Regions from separate parts of the Homo sapiens genome. Here region 2 is linked to region 1. The links are chromatin contacts, found by Hi-C or POLR2A ChIA-PET in ENCODE. All regions are on one chromosome and are shown on one strand. Each heading gives the region's core, a stretch centred on a gene start or an enhancer-like site at or near the end of the contact. The rest is flanking DNA. Distances are from core to core; before and after follow the strand shown. Region 1 holds the start of LTBP3 (latent transforming growth factor beta binding protein 3). Region 2 holds the start of ENEMAL (enhancer lncRNA neighbor of NEAT1 and MALAT1).

Evidence for each region. A loop is a pair of places that touch in the nucleus more often than their neighbours do. ChIA-PET counts read pairs that join two places held with the same protein, here RNA polymerase II (POLR2A). Pooled maps may share reads with other maps.
Region 2: a loop to region 1 is called in a pooled map, with 2.3 times the contacts of the local background. The contact joins the promoter of ENEMAL here to the promoter of LTBP3 in region 1. A Hi-C loop is called at or near these places in 7 of 50 pooled maps. POLR2A ChIA-PET finds 5 or more read pairs at or near these places in 9 of 52 experiments (BJ, CD4-positive, alpha-beta memory T cell, GM12878 and 6 more).

Annotation. Positions count from the first base shown.
Region 1 is chr11:65,556,885-65,561,657 of GRCh38, forward strand. It overlaps LTBP3 (latent transforming growth factor beta binding protein 3), which reads right to left and starts at 1,475. Exons shown (of 28, transcript NM_001130144.3): 1 at 745-1,475. The coding sequence starts at 1,075. RefSeq lists silencers at 1,304-1,543, 1,594-1,753 and an enhancer at 4,245-4,773.
Region 2 is chr11:65,475,189-65,479,749 of GRCh38, forward strand. It overlaps ENEMAL (enhancer lncRNA neighbor of NEAT1 and MALAT1), which reads right to left and starts at 2,299. Exons shown (of 1, transcript NR_186313.1): 1 at 1,589-2,299. RefSeq lists enhancers at 2,092-2,687, 2,523-2,612, a silencer at 2,223-2,352 and a cis regulatory region at 4,386-4,561.

The sequences.
Region 1 (4,773 bases), core at 225-2,724:
CTGAGCCCCAGGCCTGGCCCTTTAAAGAGAGATGCTGGGGAGGGGGTGGACTCCAAGCTGAACTGGGGAGGGTGTAGGGGCTTGGGGGAGGATGAGGGGGGCCCTGAGGGCCTCTGAGGCAGGATGTTAGGAGCTTATGGGGAGGCATTGGAAAAGGAGAGGCTGAGAACCCCGAACTAGTCCCTACCTTCAGGCCTGCACCCTACTTTTAGGCCTCAACACCCTCCCTACTCAGACCTTGCCAGTAGCCGGCTCCCATCCCCAGCCCTGACCTTAGCTCCTCCTCCCAGGGAATGCAGGTGTCTACTCTGGCAGGCCCTACTTTAGACATTTTGTAAAGACTTTTCTTGTTTCTTCCAGCAAGTCTGCTTCTTGCGGGAATATTTAGCCCTTCTCTGAGGCTTCCTGTCCCCGGCTCACATTCCTCAAAAACCCTGTGTGCTCCTGCTCAGAACTCAGCACCTTCTGGGAAGCCAGTGTCATCCAGGACCTCTGCATTTCCCCACCCCTTAGGCCCCAACCCTAACGCAAAGCTTCAAAGTCCAGGCCTCCATGCAGCCCTCCAACTCTGGCCCCCAGAGTTCCAGCCTCCCAAGTTCCCTGAGGCCCCTGGTCCCCCAGGCCCTCGGATCTCTGCCCTTTATACCCTCAGCCCCCAGTCTCTAAGGCCAAGACCCCACTAGCTCTCCCACCGGGCCTGGTGCCTGTCCTTCCCCTGCCCCCAGCCGTGCCCCCGGCCCTCACCCACGCGGAAGCCGGAGCCCGTGAGCGTGTCTGTGCTGTGGCCGTTCTCTCCGATGAGCGTCATGTTGGAGCCCTGCTGACAACTGTCCCGACACTGGCCCTTGAGACAGGTCCGCTTGCAGATCACCGGCGCAAAGACCACCTTGAAGCGCTCGCGGGCCAGCGCCCCGCCCCCGCCTGCGCCCCGCTCGCCGGCCGGCCCCCCCTCGACCCTGCCGCCCAGGCCCAGCAGCAGCAGCAGCAGCAGCAGCAGCAGCGCCAGCAGCCCCGCCGCCCCCGCCCCGCGCATCTCAGGGGCCAGGCCGCCAGCAGCCCCTCGGGGCCCGGGCATCCGGGGCCGCAGGACCCGGGGGAGGGGGGGCGCGCCCGGGCGGGGCGAGGGGCCCGCGCCCGAAGGGAGTAGAGGGCCGGGAGCCCCGGGAGAGGGTAGGGGGCAGCGAGGGAGGGCAGCGGGGGAAGCGGGCGGGAGGGGACCGCGGGGGCCCGGCGGGAGGCGCGGAGATGCAGACTGGACAGCGGGGAGCGCAGAAACTTCCCAGCCCCAGGACGAAGCCCAGACCAGGCCCCGAACTCAGGCAGGAGCGAGGAGGCCGGAGCAAGTTGAGGCGGAGAGGAGGAGCGAGGGAGAGGAAGGCCGGGCGGCCGGCCCGCTCCGCGCCTCCCCCTGGCCGGGCTCCTCTCCCGCGGCCGCGGGGAGGCAGGGAGCGCGCGGGGAGGGCTCAGGGAGAAGTGAGCAGTTGTTTTCCCTGGCTGGAGCGCGGCGCGGCGGCGGCGAGGGGGGCTGGGACGCTGGCCCCGGGCCAGGGACACAGTTTTTTTTTTTTTGTTGTTTAAAGCGTCGCCTCTGCCGCCTGGAGAAGCGAGGGTGTGCAGGCTGGCGGAGGCTGGGGGGTGGCGCGGGGACAGTCCCCACCCCAGATGCCCGCCCCCGCCGGAACCCGCGGCCGCGCTGGGCCCTTTCCAGAGGGCCCTCACCTGGGACCGTCTGGCCGGCCGCGGATTCCTCCGGGCGGGGCGGGGCGGGGAGGCCTGCGTAGAGCGAGATACCGAGGCTGAGGGAGAGAGGTGGCCCTGCCGGGTCACACTGACGATGGAGGCCGGGTGGAGCCGGAGCCCAGGCCTTCCAGCTCTTTCCCAGCCTCCCTTGCAAACGTGGGGGTCTCAGGGCCCCAAAGTAACTTCTCGTTAGTGCTGGTCCAATCCCCTCTGAGGAAAGGGCTAAAGGGTGGGGACAGCCTTTGGCCAGGGCTCACGGAGGTCCCAGGAGGAAGTCTGTGGGGTCCAGAAGAGGAGCAGAAAGAACAAAGCTAGAACCCAGCTTCCCTGCCAGCCCCCTCGGAATGGCTTCCTGGTGCCCACCCTGCCACCTCCCCCCTTTCCTTTCGTCTGGCCGTGCTGGCGGGGCTGGCTCTGGGCCTCAGACACTCTGGAATCGCCAAGGTCTGAGCTCAGGGCCTGGCCCCCTTCCCAGGCTAACAGCCGGGAGGACGGGGGCGCTGTCCGAGGGCCCAGGGGCTGGAGAGGGGCACAGCAGAGCCCCAGGGCAGGGGCTGGCAGCGGCTGGGGGTGGGGGTCTTCAGGTTGGCCATGGCTGGAGAGGAGCATAGTTCCAGACCAGGCTTGTCCGCTGGTCTGGAAGGAAAGGCTGCAACGTGCGGGGGCCCAGGCCTTACTGTGGGGCCTGCCAGGAGACCCCAGGGTTCCGTCTCTGACTCACAGAACTCAGCAGGAGGTGGGGACGGCTAGGGCACATCCAGGAAAAGCGCTGCCAAGTCAGGGCGGCACCAGACCCTCTCCCGGACAGCACCCGGGGCAGCAGTCTAATTGGGGAGAGGAGGTTCAGGGACTCACTTTCAGGCACACCTGTCCAAGGAACTCTGTTTTTACTTTGAGCGTAAGTTGATGTGGGTAGCTTTAGGGGGACGCTTAGTAAGTCCCCCTTACTAAGCGGTGCAGGGCTGGGAGGGACAATCACATGTCCCCAGGGATCCCTGCTGCCGGAATCCAGGATGGGGTGTGAGGGGCAAGCCCCTGCTTCTTGGGGCCCTGGTCCACACGGAGGCAGGGAATAATGCTAGGTGCCGACCACCTGCCAGGCACAGGGCTGAGCATTGTATACTCATTTTTTCCTAACACTCATCTGAACCTGTCCTGACTCTGCCTAGAGCTGGCTGTGGCTCACCATGGAGCACAGCACAGTCAAACAGTCCAGGGTTGGATTCTTACTGTCTCTAAGCCCCAGTTTCCTTGCTTGTGAGATGGGTATCTATTCACTCAACATCTATGTTCAACTACTGGTAATAAAAAACAAAAAATTAAAAAATAAATGTAAAAAATTCACTCAACAAACTGAGACTCCACCACATCCTAAGCTCTTGGCCACAAATAGAACCAGTCCTGCCTTCCTGGAGCTGCTGTACTAGGAGAGCTGGATATGTGCCAGATCAATTCACACAGAACTGTGGCTACAACAGAGGCTGGTACCGTGACAGAGAAGGGCAGGGAAGCAGGACAGGAGAGGGCTGGGACCTGGGAGACAAAGAGAGTCTTCCATCGGAAGCTGGAAGATGAGTAGGAGTGAGTCACACCTGTGGGCATCTGACCTCAGGGGAGGCTGCAGGGGGAGGCTATCCAGAGAACTGAGGGAAGGCCAGTGGAACAACAGGGTGTGGTGGAGAGGGAGAGCCGAAGGTGTAGTGGTGGTGGGAGGGGCCGGCCATGGTGAGGAATTTGCTTTTATTCTCATTGCAGTGGGACTGTGTCAGGGCAAGAGCGGGCACTCTGCCTTCATCCCAGGAGAGAGATCTCACTTGGCCCTGGGAGAGATGTATTTGGGAGGGGAGATGTAAAGACTGGGTGAAGTAGGGGTGCTGGAGAGGTAGGTGGCATGAATGGCCCCCAGATTCCTGGCCTGATCTCTGGATGGGCGAAGAAGAGGGGAGGCAGAGGAGCTGGAAACATGGGGCAGGGTCCACAGCTCTGTTCTGGTCCTGCTGAGTTTGAGATGCTTGTGAGTCATCCAAGTGGAGGTGCCCGAACCCGGGAGTCTGCAGCTCAGACAGGATGTCTGGCCTGGAGACAGAGGCTTGGGGTTATACAGGGGGCATCTACGACAGCGGGAAAGGGTGGGCTTACTATGGAGAGAAGAGAGCCCAGGGTGCCCAGGGAGATCACTGTTCCCGGGTCAGGGAGAGGAGGCGGAGTCAGGCAGGGAGAGGAGGCGGAGTCAGGCGAAAGACCAGAAAGAGCAGCTGGAGGGAGCAGAGAGGAAAACCAGGAGTGTGGTGGGGAAGAGCCAGGAGGACGGTGTGGCCCTCGGTGTCTAAAGCTGCTGCCAGTATGATGGGGGGATAACAGCCCTTCTTCAGGGGCTGATGAGGGGACTCAGTGAGAAGGATCAATGAAAGTGTCCAGCCCAGTAATGATGCCCAACTCAAATGATATCCAACCAAATTCCTTCAGCTCTCAGGGCCTCCGCAGGAAATAGCTGAAACCACTGGGGCTAGCAACAGAGGGACATCACTCCAGTGCACATTGCTCCACTGGCATAACCAGGGAGGGTGCCTGAGAGGTGTGGCCTGAAGCAGAGCAGCAGCCCCTGGCCCTCTGCAGTCTGCAGGGAGGGCGCTGGGGGAACAATTATCACCCTAATCTCTTCCTAGCCACGGGTCTCCAGCTGGGCCAACCGTGGGCTGAACCCAGAAGAAAGCCTGTGGGCTGAGGGGCCTGGGGGTACAGCAGGTGGAGCTTAGCTTTCCAGCTCAGCAGGGAGGTCAGGAATGCAGAAGGGGTCTGCAGGGCAAGCTGACAAAGCCCAACACACATGGTCTCTTTGGCCTGAACATCTTTTCTAACCTCATCACTACATGTGGCACCTCATTTGCCTAGAATCTGCCAGCACACTTTTTTTTTTTTTTTTTTTTTTTGAGACAGGGTCTCACTCTGTGCCAGGGCTGGAGTGCAGTGACATGATCTTGGCTCACTGCAGCCTCAACATCCCTTAAGCAGCCTCGAGGGATCCTCCCACCT
Region 2 (4,561 bases), core at 1,049-3,548, 81 kb before region 1:
AATTTCCAAAGTTATAAACATGACTGTCTTTAATGTATGTACCAAAGGTTACTTCAGGTGTTAAGAAACTATAATGGTGGAAACACTAGTTCAAAGGGAACTGGAGAGACTGAAATACTCAGAGGCACTGAAAAAGCAATGCTGGAATAAGATTGCTGAGTTACATCCAAAAGTACCTGCTGCGCTGCAGGGTAATAAGCCCATTATCTTGGGTCATCTTTTCTACCTGACAGAAGCTAGCTATATCTTATCAATCTACTCATCAGAGCCCAGCCTCATCAATGGTGAATAAGTCAGAGAGGTGCCATGCCTAGAGAATCCCAAAGGTCATCCTATGGCCACCTTTTCGGACTGGTCTTCATTTTGCCTTTTCAAATTTTTTTTTTTTTTTTGAGATGGAGTCTCGCTCTGTTGCCCAGGCTGGAGTGCAGTGGCGTGATCTCAGCTCACTGCAAGCTCCGCCTCCCGGGTTCACACCATTCTCCTGCCTCAGCCTCCCGAATAGCTGGGACTACAGGCGCCAGCCACCATGCCCAGCTAATTTTTTTGTATTTTTAGTAGAGACGGGCTTTCACTGTTAGCCAGGATGGTCTCGATCTCCTTACCTTGTGATCCATCCGCCTCGGCCTCCCAAAGTGCTGGGATTACAGACATGAGCCACCGCGCCCGGCCCACGCCCGGCTATTTTTTTTGTATTTTTAGTAGAGACGGGTTTCACCATGTTAGCCAGGATGGTCTCGATCTCCTGAGCTCGTGATCCACCCGCCACAGCCTCCCAAAGTGCTGGGATTACAGGCGTGAGCCAACGCGCCCGGCCAATATGTTTTTCTTAATGGAGGAGTATCCGCAGGGCGCGGTGGCTCATGCCTGTAATCCCAGCACTTTGGGAGGCCAAGGCAGGTGGATCACGAGGTCAGGAGATCGAGATCCTGGCCAACATGGTGAAATCCCATCTCTACTAAAAATACAAAAATTAGCTGGGCGTGGTGGCACATGCCTGTACTCCCAGCTACTTGGGAGGCTGCGGCAGGAGAATCGCTTGAACCCAGGAGGCGGAGGTTGCAGTGAGCCGAGATCGCGCCTCTGCACTCCAGCCTGGGCGACAGAGCAAGACTCCGTCTCAAAAAAACAAAAACAACAACAAGAAAAAGAGGTGTGTTATTTAACCTTTTCTTAGAAGCTTCTCTGCTGCCCCCAATCTTTCTCAGCAATCCTAAGCCTTGCTCCAGTTACTGGTTAGAGCTGGGCCAATAGTGGTCTGACCACACGTGGTGGCAGCATTCTGAGCTCTGAGGAGACAACCTGGGCTCTTGTCTTGAGGCCTAAACTGGGCCTGAGAGAGCAGGAACAAATCTGCCCTCTCCCTAAGCTCAGGGAGTCCACAGCGGGACCCTCACACCCAGTCTAAGGAGACCACTGGGCAGAGCTGAGATCTTAAGGACAAGCTGGAGTTCCCTCAGTTTTGGGAAAGGAGTTCTGGGGTGAGCGAGGAACATCAGGAGAAGCTGGAACAGAGAGGGGCAGCCAAGTCCTGAAGGGCCTGCTGTAACCCAAGAGAGAGGCCTGGCTTTATCCAGCAAGGCCAGGGTGCGGTCGGAGCAAAGGTTGTTTTATTAAAAGCTTCCTATGGCTGGAGCCCAGGAGTTCGAGGTTACAGTGAGCTATGATCACACTACTGCACTCCGGCCTGGGCAACAGAGCCAGACCCTGTGTTTAAAAAAAATCCTAAAAAGCCACAAAACTTCCTGAATGCAGACAATGTAGGGGTTCAAGGAGCTAGGGAGTACAGCGGAGACAGTGTTTGAACAGGCCCAGGCCTGGGCAGGTGGCTGCCTTGGATGCCCGAAGGGAAAAACAGAACAAAATCAGGAGGAATTGGAGCCTAAGTGAGGGAGCAGAGGATGAAGGGCGAGAAGGGGGCATGGGGCTGACAAAGCCGGGGTGGCAGCCCGTCCCACCCCACTCAGTGTGGGTTCCCGCGGTCTGTTCGGCGCAGCCACAGGGTCCTCCCACCACCCTCGCGGCCCTTCGCCAGCCCAGATACCGTTTTCCCGACTTTGGAACGGAGACCACAACACCCGCCCCGGAACTACTGAAGGCTCAAGTTAGGTCAACCCGGCAGGAAACCGGTTCCCAAATCCCAAGGCGGACCCAGGCCCGCGGTTCCCTCCCTCAAGGCTGGAACAGCGCGCAGTGGCCACCGCCGCCGGGTCTCCAGCCCCCAGGAGCGCGGCCTCCTCCCGGACTCTCTCCGATGCGGTCCTGCCCTGGGGACACGGCAGGAAGAAGGGACCTGGCTGGGGGACGTGGCCCCGGCGCGGGGGCAGGGGAGGCAGCGCGGGACTCCCAGCGGCCCCTGCGCGGGTGCCCACCCGCCGTCACGTGACACGCCGGGCGCTGAGTCACCGGGAAGCATCTGGCTGGGCGGCCGGGATTGGCCAATCTGCGGGACCGTCTGGAGCGGAAGGGCGGTGGTAGCTGGCCCTGCTTCTCCCTCCCCAGGATCTCTGCACTGGCCTTACGAACTGGGGAGTCCAAGGGGTTCCAGGACGGGAAGGGGAGTTTGAGACCAGCCTGGGCAACCTGGCCAGACCCGGTCTCTATTAAAAATACGCAAAACACACACACCACACACCCCACCCCACACAGCCCACACACCCCACACGGCCAGCAGCCCTTTCTGTCACCGACTCCGTTCCCCTGGCCAGTGAGCTCTCCGTCCCCTTTTCCTCCCTTTTCGCACACGTGCCTTTCCTGCCTGCTCCCACCTGGTGCCTGAGGCGTCTCTGCGCCTCAGCACTGGCTGTTCGGTTTGCACTACGGAGGGCAGTGTAGGTTTGAAAAGGAAAGTTTCATTATATAGAACACTACCAAGGCAGGGCGCGGTGGCTCACGCCTGCAATCCCAGCACTTTGGGAGACCGAGGCGGGTGGATCACTTGGGGACAGTAGTTCAAGACCAGCCTGGCCAACATGGTGAAACCCTGTCTCTACTAAAAATACAAAAATTAGCTGGGAGTGGTGACACTTGCCTGTAGTCCCAGCTACTTGGGAGGCTGAGGCAGGAGAATCGCTTGAACCCAGGAGGCAGAGGTTGCAGTGAGCCGAGATCCGGCCACTGCACTCCAGCCTGGGAGACAGAGTGAGGCAAGACTCCATCTCAAAAAAAATAATAATAATAATTAATAAAAAAATAAAAATAATTAAAAGAAAAAGAAAAAGCACTACAGAAGAGTGCAGAGGGGCGCCTCAGCTAGAGGACTTAGGGATTTTCCTTAGGGGCATTTATGGACCTTAAAGAGGGAGCTTAAGGGTAACTTGGACCACACTAGCCACATAGGTCATGATAAATGATTACATTTGTAGACATTTTGGTGCCTAATGCCAGTCAGCAAGGGTTGTTGCACAATGAGTTTGGACAGGCATGCATTTGCAGAGATGTATAGAAATTCTAATTACTTGGAAATTTTGTTGGACCGGAGCTAGGAACCAAATGGTATAGGGAAGTCTCATTACTTCTGAATTCCTCAGATAAAGAGTTTTGCCTCTGCCTGGGCTGCTCGATGGCCACCAGGTGACCTTTGCTCTCCTCAGGGGCTGCTGTGGGTCCAGAGCTGGAAGGAGAATGGGCCGCATCCTTTCCTCCTTCCCTCCCCGCAGCAGCAGGGGCTCTGGCTGCGGGGGCGGGCTGAGCTCCGTCCGGGGTGATGCGAAGGGGGTCATGCCGAGGGGGTGACTCCCAGCTTGCACTGCGTCCCACAGTCGCGCCTCGCCTCGCCTCCCGGAGCCCGAGTCTTCCAAGGGCGCTGGCAGCTGCGTCAGCTCCCGCTGCCCGCCCCAAGCGTCCAGAGCTAGGAGGGAGTTACGGGGCGAGGCCCAGGGCTTTTCAGGGCCGGGGGTCGTGCGGCCAGGCGCGGGTGGACTAGGCCAGCGGCCACTGAGGGGCAGAGAGGTCTGGGGTTCTAAGTTTAGCCCACTCCGCGAATGTGGATTGCTTTGTTTGGATGTGATTCCCTTTCCAGGTGACTGTAGGTTACCCCCACACTGCCCTGGCATGGAAGAGATTTAGGCTGTCCTAGGCCTTCACCCTTCCCTAAGACGAGAATCCAGAGGAGGAGCCATTTAACAGCTCCCTGGCTTCTCTCACTTACAGGGAGCTCACTACTACTACTAAAAACATTTTGAAGTTAACACCCCCTTATGCCTGGCTCATTCGTGCATTCAACAGATGTTTACTGAGCACAGACTGTGTGTTGGAGACTGGCCACTGGTTTACATAACGAGCTGTGATAAAACAAAGTCCCAAGCCTCTTGGTTGATGTTCTCAGGCTTTTTTGAGGTGTGAATCACTTCTCCCTGGAAGCCCTCCTAGCTATGCCACCCTGGCTTAAGACTGACTTTTGTGCTCTAGTGGCCCCTCAGGGATTCCCCACATCAGCACTGACTAAATGTCCACTTCCATGAGCTAGAGGAAGGTGGCGCCTCTTATTTGGCCTGGAGCAGGGAGCTAGGGCTCCTGCAGCCTCCAGATCCCTTACTGGGCGTCAGCTCAAGGGTGGGAA